Regions from separate parts of the Mus musculus genome. Here regions 1 and 3 are each linked to region 2. The links are chromatin loops, found by intact Hi-C in ENCODE. Cell type or tissue: heart. All regions are shown on one strand.

The links. Peaks named below come from ENCODE experiments on the same cell type or tissue, not always from the same donor. Only the 100,000 strongest peaks of a DNase experiment are listed, where the experiment ranks them.
Region 1: a loop joins it to region 2, with 2.3 times the contacts of the local background. A loop is called at or near these places in 2 of 42 quality-filtered maps.
Region 3: it touches region 2 in a loop (2.1-fold over the local background); 2 of 42 quality-filtered maps call a loop at or near these places.

Annotation. Positions count from the first base shown.
Region 1 is chr13:53,353,243-53,361,242 of GRCm38, forward strand. It overlaps Sptlc1 (serine palmitoyltransferase, long chain base subunit 1), which reads right to left. Exons shown (of 15, transcript NM_009269.2): 6 at 5,519-5,651; 7 at 909-1,038. Among named protein-coding and RNA genes, the nearest start is that of Sptlc1, 20 kb to the right of the region's middle. In heart, a CTCF peak has its summit at 3,327 (motif pointing left); no DNase peak of the experiment used is centred here.
Region 2 is chr13:53,281,617-53,289,616 of GRCm38, forward strand. Ror2 (receptor tyrosine kinase-like orphan receptor 2) reads right to left here and starts at 4,508. Exons shown (of 9, transcript NM_013846.4): 1 at 4,165-4,508. The coding sequence starts at 4,261. Gm33574 (a long non-coding RNA gene) reads left to right here and starts at 4,565. Exons shown (of 3, transcript XR_382385.4): 1 at 4,565-4,882; 2 at 6,841-7,027. In heart, a CTCF peak has its summit at 4,594 (motif pointing left); DNase peaks (open chromatin) are centred at 3,965 and 4,695; H3K4me3 peaks cover 4,174 bases; H3K27ac peaks cover 4,685 bases.
Region 3 is chr13:53,209,231-53,217,230 of GRCm38, forward strand. The region is part of intron 1 of Ror2 (receptor tyrosine kinase-like orphan receptor 2); the gene reads right to left. Among named protein-coding and RNA genes, the nearest start is that of Gm52058, 44 kb to the left of the region's middle. In heart, no CTCF peak of the experiment used is centred here; no DNase peak of the experiment used is centred here; H3K4me3 peaks cover 985 bases; H3K27ac peaks cover 2,581 bases.

The sequences.
Region 1 (8,000 bases), 72 kb after region 2:
TCTCTTTAGTCTATTGAAAGAATTATTCTGTGGGACAGTCTCAATTTCAGACTTCTTTAGCCCTTTCTTGACAGAGTAAATATGGCACACTGGCTGACAGCACACTGAGCTTATGCATATTCAATGACTGTGCATATTCATTAAGTGTCTATTGCACAGGATGACTCCTAAACACAGATGACAGAACTCTAAGTGAATAATGCAAATATTGGAAAAACTGAAATGAACACCAAACCAAAGGCGGCGGTGAGTATCTCACCAGTTCCTCTTGTCATGAATGAGTTGCATGAGCAAGGTCCGCTTGAAGAAAGGGATGCCTGAGATGTGACAACTGGGTTTCCAAGACAGTCACACATCATGGCGTCCTGCTACAGAGTCTCCAACCAGCTTGACTTCCCATCCACACTGCCCAGAAAAGTAAGGCACACTCCTCCCAATGATGCTTTAAACACACTCCAGCGATGCCAGGGAGACATTATCCAATCACCACCACTAGGGATCCTCAGGGCACCCAGGCATTCCCTCTTCAGGGTGGCTGTCCCCAACAGCAGCTGCCTGCAGTTTCAGGAGGCTAAGGTTTGATGGCATAAATAAGTATATTATAAATTTAATCCACGCACTCCATTACAGCCTTAGTGTGTTCTGCAGCTCATATGTAGAACCCAAAGTTCTGCATCTCCTGAAGGGGAGGCTGCTGCTCTCCTCTCGGCCTCCGTAGAATGCTGCCCCGTCTGCATAACGTGACAAGGCTCTCCAAGCTGAGATACATTTAATAAGCAGGAACACCCTTACCTAACATCCAAATGCGATCCGCAGGCAAGTTTTCAATGACAAATTACCATTTCATCTATAATTTAGCTGCTTAGGAAGTACAAAGAGCTGCACAGTTTCCTTCAAAAGGATCCTACCTTTTGATCTTCAATCTCTTGTTCTTTTAGCAGTCGCTCCAGGTCAGCCACATCATTATGCTTAAATAACTTAATGTCACTTCTTGATGCCTGTAATCCTTTCTGGATAGCAAAGCAGGCCGCACTGTCCCTGCAAGGAAGAGAGGCACCAAATTGGGGTTAAAGGGCCTTGTCAACATTCTCAGAAGAATGCCTGCTTGTGTAGCAGACCAGCCTCCAGCTGTTACCTGGAACACAGCAAACAGAAAGCGTTTGACCACTGTTTGCTCTTCATGCTGCACATCCTATCCACAGGACTTACTTCACTTAATCTCTTCCAAGAAACATGGCTAGCTGCATCCTGACCACTCTCAACTCATGACCCATGCTGTGCATGGCATCTGAGCTTACTCATGTGCTCCTCTTGCTAAGAACTTTGGAAAGCAATAGTAATCTCACCCTTAGTGGCAGCTCTGTTTACCTGATGGCACTTCATCGTGCTCCATAAAGAAACACTGGCAGGGGCTGGTGAGATGGCTCAGTGGTTAAGAACACTGACTGCTCTTCCAGAGGTCCCGAGTTCAATTCCTAGCACCCACATGGTGGCTCACAACCTCTGTAATGGGATCCGATGCCCTCTTCTGGTATGCCTGAAGACAGCTACAGTGTACCCATGTACATTAAATAAAAAATAAATATATAAATAAATGTCTTTTTTAAAAAACAATATTTTAAAAAGAAATGTTGGCAGTCTAGCTGCGGGCGGAACTTCCGGACAACAAGCACTGAGCATAGGCAAGCAGCACAGGGATCCGTGTAACCTAGCTCACAGGGAACCTGGTCTAACCTCACTCGCCCACCCCCCGCTGAGGGGAGGGAAGAACTTGGCCTTTGGCCTTTGAGGAATATGAGGACGGCAGCCTGCACCTTCCCTGGGAACAAGCTTCCACCCCACATGGTAACAACGAGGCAATGGGTGTTGTCAGTGGTAACACCAAGGAAATCAGACCTGTCACCGTCACCCAGTGGCAATGGAGAATCTCTGACCTTGGGTGCCAAGCTGAAGCAGGTACAAGATGGTGGCCGGCTCCCTCCCTCCCATGTCCCCAGTGTCAGTGGAAGCCAACCCAGACAGACGGCACCCCAATACTGTCATCTGCAAAATTCATGCTCCAGAAACATGACTGAGTTAGGAGGGGAATCTCAGTGTTGTTGTTCATGGGGCCGCACTTACAGCTCCCTCAGGGTATGTGACCTACAGGCAGCAGTTAGATAGAGACCCACATAACACAGAGGGGAGCCACGTAACAGGAAATGCCTAGGTTCCAGCTGAGGATCAGCTCCATCAAGTGTCCCTCATGCCACTAAGCTGACAGGGCCCAAGAAGACCTATGAGTGAACTCAAAGCAGCCAGGATAAAAAATGCTTCAATGAGCATGACCAACAAACCTGAAACAAGCCAGTTAAAACAGACAGCCAGAGCAAACAGAAGTTACAGAGGAAATCCTGCAGAGATGGAACTCTGAAAAAGAAATAGCCAAGGAGCAGAGGGAAGGGATCAGTAACCAGGAAGACATAATTGAAACGAGTCACTGCCAGGGAGAAACAGCTGAGGGGAAGAAGAGAACAGAGCTCCAGGGAGCTATGACAAGGGAGCTGGCATCCATGTCACTAGTCACAGAAGGGAACCGCAGAATGACACAAAGAACCTGGCTACAACCCTAATACAAAAACAACTTAAACCCACAGGTTAAAGACAGTGGGCAAACCCCAAACAGGTGAGGTCAAAAGAATTACAGGGCTACAGTGCATCCTCCGCAGGTTCTCGAGGCTTCAAATGCATGCACAGCTCAACTTGCTTTCAGTCATTTAGCACCTGTCTAGGTGGCCAAGGGATCACCTTCACCCATTACTGTGGTCCAAGACTCTATTCAGGGAGGTACAATAAGAAAAGCAGAGACCTGACTTCAGAGTGTAACACTGAGAAGGCACACATTCCACTGACTCTCTGCCTCAGGTCTGAGGATAACACCTGGGTAACAGAGGATGTCTTGGTGTAAGAAACTTCCGTAAGAGACAGGATCACCCATGCCAGTTGCACCGGTCATGGGTCACAAAGTCCATTTCTGCCTTAGTCAGTCCAGACTACTCTGGTAGGTGTGCTCTGGCGTGTCACCAGTGATGTGTGGGTTTAGGGCCTGTGACATCACATAGTTTGTCAGTGTTGCCAGTATAAGTATGGCCCAGGAAGCAGAGTAAATCTATGCACAATGATTATGCCATGTTGAACAGAATTCTGTATGCCGGTGACACCCAGAACAAGCTTCCTGGGCCTATGGCAGGGGCTTGTGAAAACTTACCAACCTTTCTAGGTACTTCAGATTCATCCCTACACAACCACCATCTATGAACTTGACAGGAACTTGGGCTTGGATTGCCCTCTAGTGTTCGAAGAGTGGCAATACAACAGATCACTTCTAGTACACCTCCTCTTGGGCATGCTAGTTAAGCCACTGTGAAAAGACAAGCCACAATCCTTGACTGCCCAGAACTTTCACACCATCAAGAGCTTTCAATCACTAAGACCTCGGGTTGGGCGAGCTGGCTCAGCTGTGACAAGCACTGCTGCTCTACAGAGGACCTGGGTTCAATTCCCAACAGCACACGATGCCTAGAGGACCATACTTAATCCCAGCTCTAGGAGATCTGACATCCTCTCCTGACCTTTGTGGGCACTACACTCACATGGTAGGCACTGAACACACATGGTGTGAATACATGCAGACAACACACCCACATGTTAAATAGAAATCTTAAAAAGTAAAACCTCAAAATAAGGTAGCAGAGGCTGCCTCCACAGTAATCAGTGATGAAGAGAACTCACGCAACTCACAACAGCGTTCTCAGGAAACCCAAGCTCAGAGGAAGCACGGATAAACTTCTCAGTGTTCTAACAGAAACTGACAGGAAGAAACACGGACTGTGAAGTGCTAAAAGAGCACACTGAGCAGGAAAAGAAAGTGTGGCGAGAGGCGTCAGCACCACAGAGCTCAGTCCCTGAGCTCAGGACAGGCCATTCGCAAATGGTGAAGATGGCTCACAGGAGCTTTGGGGCAGCATTAAAAAGCAAGTATCTAGGCCAATGGGGGTAGAAAAGGATACGAGAATGCCAACAGGGTAGAAAACTTCCCGAAAGGCCGGCTGCACACACAAAGGGACAGGAAGACTGAAGGTCATCATCAGTCAGATTTAACAAAGGTGAAGGTGAGGAGACGGATTTCCAGCAAACCAATGGCAGGAAGAGCCTATCTCCACCCAGAACGCCTGAAAGAGTTCTCAAGGAAATAGTTCCGCATATGCACAGAGAGGCCAATCCTGTAAACAATGAGTATAAACCAAAAAATGGGAACAAGCCCCTGAAATGATAATATTTTAGTAGGTTAAGATAGTCAGCAAGAAAAGATATAAACTATATCCCCAGAAGTGTACTTAGGGATCAGAGATGGTGCAGCAGTTAGAGTGCTTGTTTACAAGCGTGAGGACTGGAGCTTGGCTTCTCAGAACCTGTGTAAATGCCCCCTGTGAGGAGAAGAGCTCCCCAGAGCAAATCAGCTAGCCAGACTAGCCCTCAGGGAGCTCAGGTTGTCCTGAGTATGGGAGAACACTGCTAGATGACTCCAAACACCAACCCTGGGCTTCCACATACACACGCACACATGGAAATGGGAGGGGGATGCGAGAGAGCATCTCCTTACTAGCTTATCTTCATTTCCTTCCTGTCCTTATGTTTATGATGTGTAAGTTACAGTCATTGAAAACAGCTTGCTATAGTGAAAAGACAGTTTTGTAAACCTCAATGCAAGATGCTAACAACTGTTGATGCCAGCTGCATGGCCAGCAGCTTTCCCCTTGCAGTAAACAGCACCCCATGCACTCAGGAGACACGCCTGAGTCTGCAGACTTGCCGTAGCAGTCAGGGGTATCCCTACCTGGTGGCCCTTATATTCCTTTAAAAAATATTTATTTTTATTTTATCTGTATGAGTGATTGTCTGATCATACGTACATACATGACGTGTGCCTATATCCAAGGAACCAGGAGAGGGTATCAGAGATCCTGGAACTGGAGTTGCAGACAGTTGTCTGCTGTATATGGATGCCGAGAACCATGCTGGATTCTCTGCAACAGCAGCCAGCGCTTAAGCACGGAGCCACTGCCCCTGCCTCAGCTCCCATCCTTAATGAGCACTGAGGCAAGCTCAATAGAGACCTGGGGACCAGGAAGGATGGGTGATGAGGAGCATGTGACATTTCCAGGCACAGTAAGCAATGTGAGGCTGTGACCATGACTCAGCGCATGGCAGGGCCACAGAGCTGACGGGAAGGAGACGGCATGCCTCATTTGGACATCAGCAAAAGCAATCACGGTGCCAGGAGCGTGAGCCCTGCACTGTCCAGCATCTCATGGGGAAGGGTCTTGACCAGGAAAACAAGCAAAACAAAACCAAGAACCCGGGAAGATTCCTTCTTCCTTTCAGCTTATAAGTTCCATCGAGGACCTGCGGACCCTGGCTGCCAGCGCTGTGCAGTTTCTGGCGGAATGTGGTCAGGAGTGCAGGTGAGAGCGCTTACACAAAGATGATGTCCCCTCTCTTAGAGTACGCAGGAATGGCACTGGCTATGGTGGAGAAGCCATACGAGTAAATGATGGCTTCTTCGGTCTTCATAAACTTTGCCAGGCGCTCTTCTAAATCCAGATGGACATCTATTTTAAGACAAAAGTGAAAACAGTTAAACTGTCTTGTAATTCTTTTTCATTTACTAACAAATGATAAAAAGTACATAGTCATTTAATTACTGCCCCTTTCACCTTACAGACAAAATGGAATTTTAAAAATACATAATTACTTGCACGTGTGCGCGTGCGTCATAGTCCATGTGTGGTGGCCAGAGGACAACTTGTAAGAGTTCACTGTCTCCATTAGTATTTTAGCTCTGGAGAATCAAACACTTGTTTGGCAGCAAGTAAGCTTACCTACAGAGCCCAAAATGGAATAAAAAAACAAAAACAACTCCCCCCACCACCTTAGAAGATTAAGATAGCTTTGGTCTCAAAGTTCTTGTGAGACCATGAACTGAAAGCAGCTCCCTACCTCCCTAAGCCAGGTATTACCAACTGCCCCCACTGGGACGGAGCAGCTAGGCATTAAACAACTGCCCCCACTGGGAACGGAGCAGTGGCAGACCATGGAGCAGGACAGCTTTACCTCCTCAGCTCTGCCTCCAGGATCCCACACACATCGGCCTTACTTACCTAACCCACTTCATCTTCCCTTGACCTACTCTGCACAGAGACATGCTAGAACTCTTCTCCAATAGCTCAGGTTAGCACTCAGGTGCAGCAAGTGTACACTGGGGAAAGTCAAATTCACAGCACCAACAGAAACCAGGTCCTCGTGTAGACACAGCTTAAGAATGCTGGTATTAGTCCACAGAACCACAGAGGGTAGGTATAAAGTAAGGGACTAAGGGGCATAGGAAAGGGAAATAGAATAGATAGTTATGGATGGATGGGAACAGGAGGAGCAAGTAAGGAGGAGAGGAGAAGAGCGTGAGGGAGGGAACACAGGGACAAATAGCTAAATAAGGGCCATTTGAGGGGTAGTATGACAACTGTATGCAGTAGAAGCTTTCTAAGATGTATACGTATATGAAGGCAATCCAAATGAAATCTCTAAACAACGGGGGAAGGAACAGAGCTCCAGCTGGCCATCTCTTGTAACCAAATGAAGCTGCCAGTACCAGGACTGGGTTACATTTAATGGAGTTGTTGGCCAAAAGGATCCCATGGGAACCCCAAACAACCCAGGCTGTTGCTAATACTATAGGCTATTCTCCACAAACTGATGCCATGACTGATGCTAACACACAACTCATTGAACATGAAGTCTAGCTGGTGTCTACATAGAGCCTTCATTCCTATGTTCTAGCATCTTTGGCACAGGAACAAATGTACTCTTGCATGGTCCCAAAAGAAAATGTAACCACCACGCCAGTCACAACCCTCTAATCTGCAATGCTGTCCTGCATGTAAGATGGTAGCACAAAGTTGGTGGGAACAACCAGCTAATACTTGATTTGACTTAAGGCTCCTTCCATACACAACACTGCTTGAAGGGCCAAGCACCATACTTATTGATCAATCTCTTACCCAGTCATCATCAAAAAAGCTTCCTCCTATAGCAGATGGGAACAGATAGAGACCCATGTGTTAGCTGTTCTTGCCGTCAACGTGATTACATCTGGAATGAACTAGAATCCAGAAATGGAGTGCACATCTGTGAGGGATTATTTTAGCTTGGTTTGAGATGGGAGACTTCTATTCTGGATATCTGAGGCAGGAACACACACACCTTTGATCTGGATCTTGATGTGGGAAGATGCACCTTCAATCTGGGCCACACCTACTAGAAGCCTATCGAAGTCCATGGAAGAAGGAAGGTGCTGTTCATAGTCTGCTTGCCCCAGTCTTGCTAGCACATATATTTCATTCCCTCACTGGCATTGGAAACTATTTCTTTGGGATTCCAGCAGATACTGAAATGAAGACTAGCCAAGAAATCCAGTCTTATGGATTGAGCAATTACTGGATTTTGGATTTTCATCTCACAGCCAGCCATTCTTGGATTAGCTGGATTGTAGCTTGTAAGTCATCCCAGTAAATCTTCACGATACGTGTGCTTTCTCCGCCCCCCCCCCCGCCCCCCGCCCCCGCCCCACTCTATAAATTCTGTTACTCTAGAGAACCCTCATTAATACAACCCACAAGCAGACAGCACAGAGAGGTCGAGTCTCTGATTCTTGTGCCGTCTCTTGGGCACTTTTCCTACTGTTTGTCTTGCCCAACTCCAATGTGTTAGTTTTTGTTTCATCTTATTTTATTAGTATCCCTCAGAAACCTGTTTGTTATCTAATGACAGACAGAAAGGAAGTTGATCTGGATGGGAGTGGAAACCATAATCAGGATATATTATATGAGAAAAAAATCTATTTTTAATAAAAGTGGGAAAAAGGGGTGCTGTTATAACAGATAAATTTTAATCATGAGCTGACA
Region 2 (8,000 bases):
ATAGTCACATGTGCCTGGCAGCTCCTATACTCCACAGCATAAATGTTACGACGAGTTCAAGCCAAAATGTTTCTGTAATTTAACTGTACATCCTGTTAGCTGCCCTTCCAGGAGGGTTTGGAAGCCATTAAGCTGGGTGCATTGGTGATGGGGGGACCCCTCCCCCACTCTCAGAGGTTCAGGGCAGCAGCCACATTCTCCCCTGATAACATCTCAGAAGTGGCAGAGAGCTTACTGAAGCTCATTCCAACACAATTAAACACACACACACTTCCCATTGGGGCTTAAGACCTTCTAGAGGCCAAGCTACTTAGTCGAATTAGGCTCAACTTTTTTTCTGTAATTATTTCCTTCCCTTTGGCTTTTTTGATGGGGGCGGGGGCAGGGAGGTGAGATCAGAATTAGAACTTAAAGGAAACGTATCCCAGAAAACTCATCAGCGACGCTTAACCAAACCAAAACCAATCCCATTTTGAAAAGTGTTACGAAAATCTTCACCATGGTCCAACCAACCGCTCCTCAGCTGCTCTGTCAATATGACTTCAAACACATTACACCCTAGACAGTTTTTATGAGCGCTGTACATGTAAGCAGAGCTGTTCCACCCTGGGTTCCAACTTGGCAAGCTCCTCTAACCAAACCAAATAAATACATGCTAGGTGAAGAAGGCCTTCAACAGCCCAAGTAGGCTCCCGCCATAGCTCCTGGGCTGCAGTCCCCTTAATTGCTTTGCTTTGCTTTTGTTTTTTGTTTTTTTTAAACTCCAAAACTGGAGAGGTTACACCGCCCCGTCAGCACCTCACTGTCACCAGGGGATGGTACGAATGGAATGGCACGAATCCAAGACTCCAAAGCCACAGTGACCAAATGGGTCCTTTTTACCCAACAGCCTTTTATACAAATTGACTAGTAACCACACACACCCAAGAAAAACACAATCCTGGCTCTGCTTGGAAATCCTGTGTGTTTGCCATTGGGGACATAGGGTCCCATATAAGTAGTCACTGGGGTTCCCCAAGGAGGAAACAGTCTAATGGCTCACAAAGAGTAGTCCCAGCCAGAAGACCCACGTAGGAATGGCCAGCCCAGGGAATCTCGAGTGGGGTATAGCAAAGCAAATCCAGTGGTCACAACTGGGTAGCAAGGAGATCACTGTTTCCTCTCCAGGTCTCCAAACAACCGGCAGATAGATGCCGGGAGATCTATGTCACCTTAGGGGACACTCCATGAACCTTCCAGTAGCATACCATTTAGTAGTAGCGTGCTTCATAATGACACCTTCCCTTCCTGGCCATCCCCACAACACACTCTAAAGAAGAGTTGAAATACCTCCAAGAAGGATTCACCTCCCTGACCAGTCAAAGAAGCCACTTCTAACTCCTGAGTATCCATCCCATTCTCTTTAGAAGATGCTTTAAAAAAGAAAAAAGAAAAAAGCCTGCATAAAGTGTAGCTTCTGCCAGGCTTGTAAGTTCCCCAGGCTATCTGTTTAAAGAGGCAACTAGTGAGAGACTCTCTGCAAGTCACACAAACACCAATTACAGCTACGTTCTGGGTAAACAATGGGAAGAATGTTTAACAACAAGAATAGAAAAGTCACTGGGTGCTGCTTCCAGCCTTTGCAGGGGATTGCCATCAAAACTGCTCCCAAAAATGCACGTTTTTTAAACCAGTGGTTTAGGTTTGGGTTTGGGTTTGCATGCAAAAATACCAAGCAGAAAGCTTATTGGCTTTCTCGCTATACCAGGTTAACTAAGCAAGAGCAGCCACAGGGAGAGCCCAGCTCAGAGGGAGGGTGCCAACCTAGCATGCTGGAGGCCTCAGGTTATGACTCTCCAGAAGAAAAACCACCTTCTGGGTTGTCTTGTTTTGTTTTAAATGGAACCTGGCTGGTCGGATCCCTTCCCTGATAATGTATGTCCCAAAGGAGTCCGTGAGGCTCGGATTTTCAGGGTGGCGCTCTTCATCACTGGATGCCAGGGCTCGACTTGAAATTGTTATGAAACACTGAAAGGTTTCGAATGTGTAGCTCTTCCCTGCTTGGTACTCAACCATAATAAGAAAAACATGTTTTACTGCACACACAAAATCTTTTCTGTTTCCACAAAGTCTTTTACACAAGATGATCTCATTTCTTTTCTTCTAAGAAGACTGTCATTGGGTATTGTGACCACCACTCAGGGATATGGGCCAGAGGCAATCTGGGCCCTGCAGAAATGAGAGGCAGGAGAAGGCAAAAGCCCCATCACTCCTGTCCTGCCTACCCCTGAGAACAGAGTCCCAAAGCAGGTATTCCTGTCCTTAGGGAATGGAGTCTTTCTATTAAAATATGGAATAAGAACATATATCCTTTTAAAATAATTTTTTCATGTTTTTACATCCCAAATCCTTTCAAGTATAGAACTCTCCAATTGCTGGGATTCACTCCTTAACAACAAAAAAGATCTCAAACACCCACGTGCCCTGTATAATTTCGTGTGTGTGTGTGTGTGTGTGTGTGTGTGTGTGTGTGTGTGTGTGTGTACACGAACAAGCATGCCTGTTATCTATCGACTAGACTAGCAAACAATCCAGAAACAAGAGAAACAAAGTCTTTCTAGAGATTACAGTTCCATTTCACTAGCAAAGATAAATTACCCCCACAGATGGGGGGGGGGGGGGCTGGTGGCTTTCTTCATCAGACGCGATTATCCTTCCTACCCAAGTGAAGGCAGTCCTCAAACTGATACATTCAAAATGCAAGTAGGCCTTTCTACTCTGGTTACAAAATTGACTTTAAGCAACCAAGGCTCCTGCCCCCTTACCATAGCGGATCCTGTGCCCCCACCCCAGCTACACCTCAAGACACCCCAAACCACAAGATTTGTAAGGGCCTGTGGCAAAGGCCAAAATCCCTATGGAGGCGACCAGTTTATAGCCCCTTAGTTTCAAAAGAATTTCTTGATGGTGGAGAAGGGGGAATTCTTGCGGGGCGGGCAGTTTGGTAATGACATTAATTTAAGATACAGGGCACTCTCATTCTGCAATCAGCGGTTCCTGCTTTCGGGGATAGGTGTATCAATGCAAATCAAGAGATCAGAAACGGTAAATACCATCAGCATCGGTTTAAACCCAAACGCCCTCCTGGAAGGTTGCTCAGCATTTCCTTCCTTCTTTGGACCCGACACAAGAAAGCGCCCCCGCACAGCAGGACTTGGAAAGATCCCCAAGTCCTGCTGCCTGACTCTGCCCCTTAACTCTCACCTGCTTGCGGGAACACTGGGGGGCTGGGGAACACTGAAGTCACTGTCCCAGTAGGGCGCGTCTCACGCAGCTCAGAAACTTAGGGCAAACCTCAAGAGTCCCTGACCCTCCTGGGCCCGGAGGCCGTGCCTACCTTCAGCCGAGCCAACAGGCCGCGGGGATTCGGGCCACAGACCTGACGGCCAGTAGGTGCTCTAGGGTTTGCACTGGGAGGATCATCGCCTCTTCCTCCTCCGGCCACCACAGTCATTTCTACCCAGGTATCCTCCAAAAACACGTCTGTGCTCCTTGACAGGGTCTCCTGAGCCCTGATCAAGCCCACACAGAATCCTCCAGAGGTGGAAGAAACGCTCGAGAAAACACTACGAGGACAGGGGGAAGGGCACTTCCCCTTCAGCCTCGCAAATCAAATCCCGGGGCCAAGCCCCCAGCTAAGCAGGACCCACCAAACACCACTTTGGCCACCAATTTCAACAAAAGGGAAGCCAAGACCTTCGATCGTGCGTTCCCCACTGCCCCGGGGAAAAAAAAGACTAACTCAGGACCGCATCTGCCCCGGAGGCAGACAAGGTTCAAGGGATGCATGTGGACTGGAACGGCGGTGACCTGGGAAGAAACGATGGAGTCCAGGTCTTGGGTCACACAGAGCACGTCTACCGGTGCACATCTCGACTGTGATGTACTTAAGAAAAGCTCCCGGCCGCTGCCCACCCCGGCCTCTGGAAACACTTAGTGGTCCCTAGAGCGCAGCTCATTGGAACCAGCCCCAGGCGACTGAGGGCACGGGCCCAAGCTGGCGCCGAGCGCGCGAAGCATGGCCTTGCCTGGCGCCCCTCGATCGAGAGCACCGGCGCCCGCGCGGCGGCCGAGAGAGTGGTGGAAGAGCGGGCAATGCTCGGAGGGCGCACGCAGGGTCCTTACCTGCCGTCCAGGGTGTCCAGAGCAGGAGCGCCGCAGCCGTCCAGACGGCCCGGGCGCACAGAGGCACACGGCTCGGCCGCACCCAGCCCCGAGCCATGCTGCGGGCCGTGGGTGCCCGGTCGCCTACCGCGCGCTCGGCCTTTGGGCTTCGGGCCGGGGCGCCTCAACCCCTCCCCGCCACGCGTCCGCTTCTTCCTTCCTCGCGCTTCGCAGGCTGGTCCCCTTCGAGGGCCACTCTGGTGTCCCTTTTTCCCTGCCCCGATGCACCGATTCACTGCAGAGACTCTGGGGCTCGGGCACGGGCGTCCCGCCGGCCGCCGGGAAGAGCACAGGGGGGGCGGAACGCGGGCGGGCGCGCAGGAGGCAGGGTCCCCAGCTCGCCCGCCCCGATGGGCAGAGAGGCCGGCGCCGGCGCCCTCTGCCGGAGTGACTCAAGGGCAGCGACCCGAGTGAGCGGGAAGGAGCCGGGTCCGCCCCTGCGTCCAGGGAGCCGCCTGCAGCACCCGCCCTCCCGCCAGCGCCTCCGGGACTTCTAGGCACAAAGGTGGAGCCTCCGGTTCATCTGCTCTTGCAGCAGTGTTGCCACCCACCATCAGAAGCCTGGAAACTTGGGGACCTGGACCACACAAATCATTAACTAGGCGTCCCTTGATGAAGCCCCACGAGGGGAATTCAGTTGTCAGTTCTTCGAAATCCTGGGCCCAAAGTGAGAGATGAGGTATGGTCTTCGAACACAGATTTTCCAGAATATAGCCGGCTGCGTCCCCATGGGCGTCCTGCCAAGCCCCTTGGGAGGATCAGGACCCTCCGGGAATCTAGCAAAAAGTCAGCACACGCCCCATTAATGAGGGTAGTAGGATGGGAGCCAACCAAGGCTATGACAACAGCCAGCACACATCAGGGAAGTGAAGGGTCCTGGGGCAGAGCTTGAGCGAGGGGTCCTGGAGTATCCCAAGAACACACTGGAGACCAGGGCGTCGACAATGTATGTGTTAACGTGTATTTTCCTAATGAATGTTATGTGCCTTTGCACGGTAGTATCTTTCCTTTGTTCACCAACAGCCTAAACTTCTTCTGGGAAATATCACTTCAAATATTTGAAAGGAGGAGGCTGGGAGTTTAATTCAAGGTCTTCTACATATTAGGCAAACAGTTTGATCTACATCCCCAGCCTTTGTTGTTGCTGCTTTGAGATGTGCTCATTTTTATTTTACATGCATGTGTGAGTACCTGCGTGCATGGCTGTGACCTAGATGTGTGCAGTGACAGAGGAGGTCAGAAGAGGGCTTTACATCCCCTTAAGCTAAGGTTGCAGATGATTGTGAGCTTCGTTGGGAGTGCTGGGGACTGAACCAGGGTCCTCTGCAAGAGCAGTCGGTGCTCTTAACTGCTGAGCCAGCTGTCTCTCCAGCCCCGGCAGCATCACTCCTCTTTGACAGGGTGTTGCCAAGGACCAAGGTTGGTCTTATTTGGTTCAGTTGTTTTCATTGTTGTTGATGTTGTTTTTAAACAGAGGTACATGAATCCTAGACTAACTTCAAAGTTGTTATGTAGCCAAAGATAACCTCGAGTGTACCCTGCCTTTGCCTCCTGAGCGCTTGGATTGCAGGCATGTGCAGATGGTGCTGGAGACTGAGCCCAGAACCTCTCGAATGTTAGGCAAGCACTCACCCACGAAGGCATAGCTCCAGCCCCACATTTGGTTTTAATTGGGTTGCCTGTAGTCTTGGTTTTTTTATGACTTTAAGAGTTATTTGTAGCTAGTCACGGTGGCATGTGTCTTTGATGAACTTGGGAGGCAGAGGCAGGCAGAGCTCTGTGAGTCTGAGACCAGCCTGGGCTGCAGAATCAGCTCCAGGATATCCAGACCTACATAATGAGACAGACTCCAAAAAAAAAAGACAAAAATTTAAAAAGGGGGGGAGGGGAGAAAAAAAGAGAGAAAAAAAGAATTCTTAGTAACTTTTTAATACCAGGTAAAGATGGCACTGTTTTTGTCATTGTCAATCCACAACCCCACAGGGCTTCAGGTAGAGTAGCAGGACTCCCACCACAGACACATGCCCCAGTAGTCATGTTATCTGTTGCTATAGTTTGGAAACCTTCCCCTGTGCTGCAGGAGTGCACCCATATGAAGCCCAGACAGGTTACTGCCAAAGACCAAATTCACAAATAATTCCACCCAAGCCACTTATTGAGGGTTTCATTGCCATGAAACCAAGACCAGGGCAACTTTTATAAAGGAAACATTTAGTTCACGCTGACTTACAGGTTCAAGGGTTTCATCCATTATCGTAAACACCACAGCCTGCAGGCGGGCATGGTGCTGGAGCTGAGGATTCTACATCCGGATCCACAGGCAGCAGCAGGAGACTGTGTGCCACACCGGGCGAAGCTTGAGCATAGGAGACCTTAAAGCCTGCTCCCACAGTGACACGCTTCCCTCCACAAGGCCACACCTCCTACTAATACCACTCACTGTGGGCCATGCAATCAAACACATGAGTTTGTGGGGGCCATTCCTATTCAAACCACCACACCTAGCGTACTGAACCAATGTTATTTACAGAGTTGGGGTGTGTGTGAGGATGGGTGTGTGTGTGTGTGATACAATGGCAGCTGTATCTCTGAAAGTTCAACCAAAAGTGGAACTCTGGAATTCTTTATACTCTGCAGGCAGTTCCTCCGAAGAGCCTCCTCCTCCTTCACCACCACCAACGAACGATTAACTGTCTCACCTTTTGGAGGAGCCTAGTCATGATTGTAGATTTCAGGAGCTTCCTGAGGCTCATGAGGCTTAGGAGTCTCTCTCTTCCCTCCAGGAGAGAAATTTGGAGTAAAGAACTACAGAACCCCGCGGAAGGTAGGCTGCACCCACACCTGTCCATCTGCCTTACAAGCTGTCTGTCTCAGGTATTTTGCCACAGTGATGGAAAGCTAGCCCACCTGTGTTCTGCAGCCCTCTTGATTTAGGTCCATTTTCCCTCTGGAGCTGAAGAAACTTAAGGATATACTTACTGGTGTAGCTCCAGTCATAGTGGAGACAATACAGCAGTGTGCATACATGTTTCTGGAAAAAGAAAGGGGCAGCAAGGTGGCTCAGCAGCTGAAGGTGCTTGCCACCAAGCTTGACAAACTGAGTCTGATCGTTGGGACACACATAGTAGAAGGAGAGACCCAGGCCCCACACATGTCCTCTGACATGTGCCTTGAATATGCACACCTCCACATATACACACACACATGATAACCGAACACGTGTAAAAGGGGGACAGGGGCAAGAGGCCAGTTTAGAACAAACATAATAAATTCGTTCATTTACCACTCCAATGCCTTTCTAATTTGAAATGTTTTATAAGGCACAACCAGTGGCTTTTCTATTTCCAACCTACAGGGCCACATGAACCTCTCCTGAAGTCACAGTCCACTCAGAACACGTGCTTTCATAAAGTACCTCTAGCTATTTACCTCTATGTACAAGTACTTAAGTTCTTTGGCCTTATGTCTCCACAAATTCAGATCCAGGAATGATGAACCAAAGACCCAGTTTTTTTGTTTGTTTTTTTGTTTGCTTTTATTATTTATATGTAAGTACACTGTAGCTGTCTTCAGACACACCAGTAGAGGGTGTCAGATGTCATTACAGATGGTTGTGAGCCATCATGTGGTTGCTGGGATTTGAACTCAGGACCTTTGGAAGAACAGTAAGTGCTCTTAACCACTGAGCCATCTCTCCAGCCCAAGACCCAGTTTTTACACCAGTAGTTACAGCTGCTAGTTCACAAAGCCTAAGTGTCATAGTTTGAAGGGCTGGAGAGATGGCTCTATGGTTGAGA
Region 3 (8,000 bases), 72 kb before region 2:
GGTTTCGCCATCAACCCTAGGAGAGGAGAAAAACAAACAAGCAGAACAGCAGACCTTTTCAGAAGAGGTATGATGTACAGAACCTACCCTTTCCCCGAGTACAAAAACCGTGAACCCATTTAAAATGCCAAGGAGAATTCTGTGCAGTAGATGGAGTTACAAGTCGTGAACACGGGTGCAAGAAGACTGGAGAACATGGGAAGGAAGCTGGAGAGGAATGAGGTCCACAATGGGTACGGCAGCATGCACACAGGCGTGGTGGTGTATAGATGGGCGCAGTGGCCTATACATGGGTGTGGTGGCACAATCGCAGTGCTGAGGACGCGAGGTAGATGGAGCCTGCTCATTAGCCAGCACAGCCTACTTGGTTTGTGACAGACGAGTACATAGAGTCCCAAAAAAACAGGTAGGCGATGTCTGATGAATGACACCTCTGGCCTTTAGATGCATGCATACACACACACACACACACACACACACACACACATGCAGATGATTCTTTGTTCTGTGTGAGGGCTTTGCTATGGCAGCTGTAGAACACTAATATACAATGCCCTCTACCCTAAACAGACATCCACACCAGCACTTGGTGAGTGCCCCAGTCATCAACAGAACCTGATGCTGGGACTGTAGCTCAGCTGGTAGAGCGCTTACATGGCACGCTCACCGCCCTGTGTTCCATCCTCAGCACTACAAAGGTGGAGTCTGGAGATTCAGACTTCAAAGTCATCATCGGGCTTTACCTGAGTTTCAGGCTAGCAGGGGCTACACATGACCTTCTATGCAATGGGAACAGCTTTATTACTCGCAACAAGGAAGAGAGAACTCTAGCTATCTTCCTTCACGTGTTAATCTAGCTGTTCCAGCCGGCAGCCTCCATCACCTGCTTCCTTATGTGACCCCTGAGGTAGCAAGAGGCAAGCTAACTCCTACCTGGAAACAGCCCCACTCCCAGGGGACCCAGTGCACACTTTATACGGTATGGCAAGGAAGAAGCAGACTACAACCCTTGAGCCCACTGTTGGGGTTCCCTGGAGCCCCTCCCCCTCCTCTCCTAGTATCCAGCCCACCCTGCTGGCCCCAGAAATTTCTAAATCCCTGCCTGTCCTGGAGAGTGTGGCAGGAGACCAGGGACTCCAGGCTGAAACATCAAGATCCACACTGGAAAGAAGTCAGCTGGTGCGCGCGAACATACACTGGGAGCCCTTCCCTACCTGGGCTCCATAGACACAACCCAACATGCTCGGGAAAAGCCCTAGAGGCGTGGCTCTGAAGACCTGGGCTGCTGTGAAAGGTCCCACACTGAACTTACACATCGCATGTGCCATGCTTTGGGGGACTCTTTCCTCAGCTCACTGGGCCCCTGCTAGTCTTGGGAGAACTCCCCCTTCTTACATTTATTTTTATTATTTTAAATTATGTGCATGTGTCTGTCAGTGAGTATGTGCATGTGTCCATTTGTGGGATGTGGATGTGACTGTCTGTGGGTATGTGACTGTGTGTGTGTCTGTTCATGTGTCTGTGGGTATGTGCATGTCCCTGTGGATATTGCATGTGTCTGTCTTTGGTATGTGCATGTGTCTGACTGTGGGTATATGCTTGTGTCTATGGGTATGTGTATGTGTCTGTGGGTATATGCATGTGCCTGAGGGTATGTGCATGTGCCTGTGGGTTTGTGCATGTGTCTGTCTGTGGGATGTGCATGGGTCTGTCTGTGGGATGTACATGTGTCTGTCTGTGGGATGTGCATGTGTCTGTCTGTGGGATGTGCATGTGTCTGTCTGTGGGATGTGCATGTGTCAGTGGGTCTGTTTGTGAATGTCAGATCCCCCTGGAGCAGGAGTGACAGGTGATCCTGAGCTGCCTGATGTGGGTGCTAGGAGCTGAATTCAGGTCCTCTGGAAGATCAAGATTTGTTTCTAACCACTAAGCCATGTATCTTTATTAATGAACTGTCTCTATTTATATTTCTAACCACCCACCCATGATCATGGTGAAATCCTTTGCCCTGGGACAGGCAGGCAAGCCTGGGACCAGGTGCCCTCTCAACATAAGCCCTTGGTCAAGCATTAAATGTGTTTTTTCTTCTTTCTCCTTTCCTATCTTTCTTCTTTTGGGGAGTGGGGATACTGACCTAAAGTCTCAGTATGTTTTCCATGACACGCAGGGTTGTCTGTCTCTCAGCCTCAGTGCCTAAATGAAAACACCATGACTTTCTCCCTCTCCTCCCCACGCAGTTACCAAAAACCCTGTTGCTTTTCTCTCATACAGAGCTGAGAGTGTCCCCTGATCTCCCTCCAGGGTCCATTCTTAAATTATCTTCTTACTGAGATGAAGAACCTCATCTTCCTGAGTAAGAAAACCATGTCAGAAGCAACAACAGGGCCACTTCGCTTCGGCAAAGAGATCACTCCACCGCCAACCCTAACTAACCAAGGCTTTCTGACAACCGGGGGCAGCCACAAGACCTTCTCACAGCGTTGCCTTGATGAGGCTGGGTGACCTGTGCACAGGATACAGGAGCCAAACCAATTCCAAACACACTTCTAGAAAACATTCCAGCAGGTTCTGAGCAGGTTTACTGGCCTCACTAGGAAAGTCTTCGGAAAAGGAGACCTACGGTTATTCACGGACCCCCCCCCCCCCCCCCAGGAGAAGAGGGTGACATTGGCCAGCTCCCAGAAGGATGCAGACCAAGAGATGACATGCCTGGGCAATGCCACTGTTTCCTGCCACCTTCTGGGCAGGCATCAAGGAAAAAGACTTGCTCTTTGGAGAGTTTAGATTGCCTCCTCTCTGCGCCCAGCTGAGTAGTCTCCTGGGGCGGGGCCTGGGCGGGGCCTGGGCGGGGCCGGGAGCAACAGGGCGGCCCTTGTTTCCCTGCAGGTTCAACAATCTGGTTTTCATTGAACAGTCCTCACGGCCCTCCCACCACATTTTTCTTTAATTATGATAAAAGAGGGTAACTTAATCAAGCATAAATCCTGTCGAAATGAACAGGAGAAAATAAGGGGGCTAACGTGATAGAGAGGGGGAGGGTGGAAACTTCGCCCACCGATCCTCCTCCGGATTTCGCAGGGAGCCTGCGTGAGGCTGCCCCTCCAGCCAGGCAGATAAAGCTGCTGGCTAGTTCCCACCCAGAATCCAGTCCTGATCCTGCTGAGGGAAGAAGAAACAAAGGCCAGGCGCAACCTGCTCACTTGATTGTGGCACCTGAGAACAAAGACCACAGTTCATCAGGCAGGACCCAGGGATAGGACCTAAGTTACAATGGGAGCTCCTTGTCTCACACTAACCAGGACAGAGGCGCTGACCCTTGGTGACTTACCTGGGCAAATGCAGAAGACTACAGGCATACGTGCACAGTGCACACATGCATTCACAGAAAGGGCCTAGGTTGGAGTTCCAGACTGAAGACGCCATCCAGGCTAACATTAAGGGTCCACTGATACTTATGGAGTGTGTACGGCTTCCATACACAGAAGCAGTCCTAATTGAAAACAAGGGAGACAAAACTCACACTCATTTCATAGCTGGGATGTGTGCTCACACAAAGAACACTTGGCTCTTAGGGTTTCCATATGCTACCCAGAATCCTAATCACAGATGTGGTCCAATCACCCGGCTTCCAGATGAAGGGTGGCACAGCAGGGTTCCCTCAAGCAGGGCACAGGATCAGGAATCAGAACACAGTGCTGCTCCCTGCCACAGTCACCACTCTGTCCCCAGCAACATGCACATCTCAGCAGCACATGCAATACCAGGTATCTCACAGGACTCCAGGTCGGTAAGCAGGCCAGTCCTCCCTTCCAGGGAGTGGCCTCTAGAAGGGAGCCAAGCAGCCCGGATCCGGAGGAGTATAAAGTCTGGGTGTTCATCTGTGAGGACCCAGAAGGTCCCTGCAGAGAGGGCAACACCACTGCAAAGGTTCTGGGCGGAGTCTCAGCCCTGCTAAGGAGTGTTTACAATTTTTTTCTCTTGCACAGACTTGGAAGACTGAAGTATTTTCTGGAGTCTCTGATTCTAGTGTGCAAATCTTGAGAAAGTTTTCCATGGGACAGGAATGGATAAGTGTTGGAGCCACATAAAGGTGCTCGCCTCAACCTGGAGTGATCGTAATTAGGAAATTCTGCAGAGGCGATCTTTGGTGTAATGTATGGAAGTTTCACCTGTCAATAAAAAGGCCTACAGCCAATGACATAAAGCAGGATTAGAAGGTGGGACATCTGGTAGAGAGAGGATTTCTAGGATAGAGGGAAGTACGAGACATTCTCACAGGAATGAGATGGCAAGCTGGGCATATGAACCTGAGCACCAGGTACCCAGCCACGTGGCAGGACTTAGAATAGAACACATGGGATAATTAAGTTATGAACTAGTCGGGGAACAAGTCCTAGCTTTTGGCCTCGGCATGTAATCATAATAATCAGTCTCCGAGTCGTTATTTAGTGAACTAGGGTGTGTGTGGAAAGGCCATGGTTTCAAAATTCATATAAGGTCTCCCCTCAGCATATCCTGTGGGGCGTGAGAACACAAGTAAGTCAGTCCACAAGGCCAGGGCACTGCTCCAGCAGGGTCCGAGAGATCATACTGGAAATAGCTGCAGCCTCAAGTGGGGCTATTAGAGAGAGAGACTCCAATTGGGGTGGTCTGAATAAGGCACTAGAAGAAAAAAACAAAAACAAACAAACAAACAAAACAACAAAACCAGGACAGTTCCAAAGGGCTTCTAGGTTGACAGAAAAAGAGATACCTATCAGCTTAAAGAGGCCTTCGCTCCCTGAGAGCTCACTCTTTCTCACATGAGGGGGACACTTCCGGGTCCTAAGGACACACAGACGTGTCATGGCGTCTTCTACAGCACTTCCTGACTCCCTGTATGTGAAAGGAACTTGCAACCAGGGCTGCCTTCTGTGCTACAGACAAATGAAGACACTCAGAAATCAAGAGGCAAGTGACAGAATGTTTAAACAGAGGGCTGGAGAGACAGCTTGGTCAGTAGGCCTTGTCCCCAGAACCCTCAAACAAACAAACAAACAAAACAAAACAAAACAAAACCACAGTGTGAGCTGTGGTGGCTGTGTTTGTAATTGTAGCACTGGGAAGGTGGAAAGGGAGATTCCTGGACTCAATACAGGCTCTGCATAGGAAGTGCCAGGCCAGAGAGACATCCTGCCTCTCAAACAAACAAACAAACAAACAAACAAGTTGTCCTCTGGCTACACAAGTGCATGTGCACTCAACATACAAGTGTTCTCTCCCCCACTCTCTCTTACACTTTCACACACACACACACACACACAGAGAGAGAGAGAGAGAGAGACAGAGACAGAGACAGAGACAGACAAGAGACAGACAAGAGACAGACAGAGACAGAGAGAAATAGACTACATTTGCATTTCCCCTAAATTCATGGTGACCAAAGTGTAGCTTGGGAATGGATCAGGCTGACTCTCCAAACCATGTGGGTGTGGCCCCAGTTGAGATTAACTACAAGCCTAAGTGGAGAGTTTGCTGCTGTCTGTACTACGACACAGAAAAGGTGGGCCCGACCTTACCAACTCTGACTATCAGCCCTCAGCCTCCAGAAGATCGAGGTGTGAATTTCTCTTGTTTAAGACAACTTGATCAAATCCAGTCAAAGGCTCTAACTAGTCATATCCTCCCCCTGTAATGTGCCAATGGCCAACAGGCACTCACAAGTATGTTCAGTGATGGTGGCCATCCATGAAGCACAATTTCAAACTACTAGGACATACCACTTCCCAACTAAGATGGGGGAGTCTTGATGGTCTGTCAACTTGACATAATGTCGAACCAGCTGGGGAGGGAGACTCAGGGAGGGGGCTGTGCAGATTAGGTTGCTTAAGGGCATATCTCGGGAGGGGGCAATTGTCTTATTTATGTTAAGGTGGGAAGACCCAGCCTAAAAGTGAGATTTACCATTCCCCGGGTTTGGGTCTTGGGCTGTGTTAATAGAGAAGGTGAGCTAAGCACTAGCTAGCAAGCGTGCATTAGTCCATGGTTGACTGTTCTTCACTGAACGTAATGCGATTCTTTGGTTCCTGCAGGGTCCAGCTGCCCTGACTTCTCCCACTGTGAAGGACTTCACTTAAAAAAACAAAAAACAAAAAACAAACAAACAAACAAAAAACCCTTTTCTCATAAGTTGCTTCTGTCACAGCAACAAGAAACAAAAGTAAAACAGATGTTCTACTGAAAATGACAGAGTGAGAAGAGATTAGCTGAGGGTGGCCCTCCGGCCCCCATGTGCACACGCACAGATGTGCACATGCACACTCGGGAAGAGGAAGGGAAAAGGGAGGAAGGAAGAAGGAAGTGAAAAAGTCGGGAAAGGGAGAAGAAAGATGGGGGAGTAAGAGAAGTTAGCTAAGAGGATGGCGGGCACTTAGAAATAGCCCAACGGTCTTCCCACATAAAAACTCGGACACCAGTATTCAGGCACATTGTTGTAAGAGCCACAATGCAGAAACCATTCAAACATTCGTACAATGGCAGGTACACAGAACACGACGTACCAAAGTAATGAGCTATGATTATATTACAGAGGTCTGAGTACAGACAGGAGCTCCAACATGGATAAACCTCAAACCATCAGCCTAGGAGCCAATCACAGAAGACCACATCCATGAAATATAAAGAGCATGCAAGTACAATGGGACAGAGGGGACCCCTGCAGGTGGCTAGGGATGGCTGGTGGGAGTAGGGAACAGTAGGTGACAGCTAAGGGCACGGAGATCTTTGTAAGGGTGTGGGAAGAGCCTAAAGATTGACTGCACAACTCTAAATATCTGAAATAAAACTAGGCTGTGATTTTAGCCAGTAGCAGAGCCCTTGCCTTGAGTAAGTGAGGTTCTGGGCTGAAGTCTATAACCAAAGACAAAGTTAAAAAAAGTCAGATGTCTTAGGGATGGCTAGAAACAGGTGCAGTGAAATAAAATCTGCAACCCTAGCATGGATAAGCAGGAGGCAGGAGGATTACGAGTTCCAGGCTAGCCTGGGATAGACAGGAAGACCCTCAAAAATGGGAGGGGCTCACAAAACCCCACCTATCCTTAAGAATCCATGGGCCGCATACAATTGCTAGAGGAGGAATAGACATTTTCTTCAGTGGTGTAACCACAGGTGTCCCTGTTCCTCTGGGAAACCCCTCACCCATGCTTCTATAAGCAATGCTGATAAAATGAATCATATCCCGTACCCTATCCTCCATACACACACATAGACACCACACACACACCATACCACACACACACACACACACACACACACACACACACAGAGGGAGGGTGAACATTAAAGTAGAAAGAGGAATATCTAGCAAGAGAAGAAGGATCAATGGGAATGAAATTGGAACAAGAGAGTATATTGGAAATTGAATAATCATCAAAAATATGAAATACCCATATGTGTAACGTAATGAAACCCATTATAGTATATACTTAATATACGATAATAAAGGCATTAATTGTTCTACAGAGACCAATTTAGAGTTTCAGGAAGTGGGAGGGAAGAGGAAGCTACAAAAACTGAGAAAAAGAAAAGGCAGGAAAGCAGGGGAGAGAGAGAGAAACAAAGTGGCCAATGAGGAGAGGGTGGAGCTTAGCCGCTGTGAGCACCCAACACCTGCAGACCACAACACAGACACAGACACAGACACACACACACACATACACACACCGGCTTCTCAGCCTGAGCCTCAGCTGAGGTGAGCTGTGGGGTTGCCTAGGCTGGGGGCAACATAGGAGGACACAGGCAGCGCACAGGCACACAGTATACAAGAAATCTTCACCTAGCAGTGGCTGGGAAGTAGGAAACAAGAAGAGTGTGGAGATGCAATATCCCTCTAGGACATGCCTGCGGTGACATCACTTTCTACTGCTAGACTCCGCCTCTTAAAGGACCCCACCACGTCGCAACAGCAGGACAGGCTAGGAACCTTCAATGGGTGGGCTTTTGGAGACATTGCTGACTCAAAC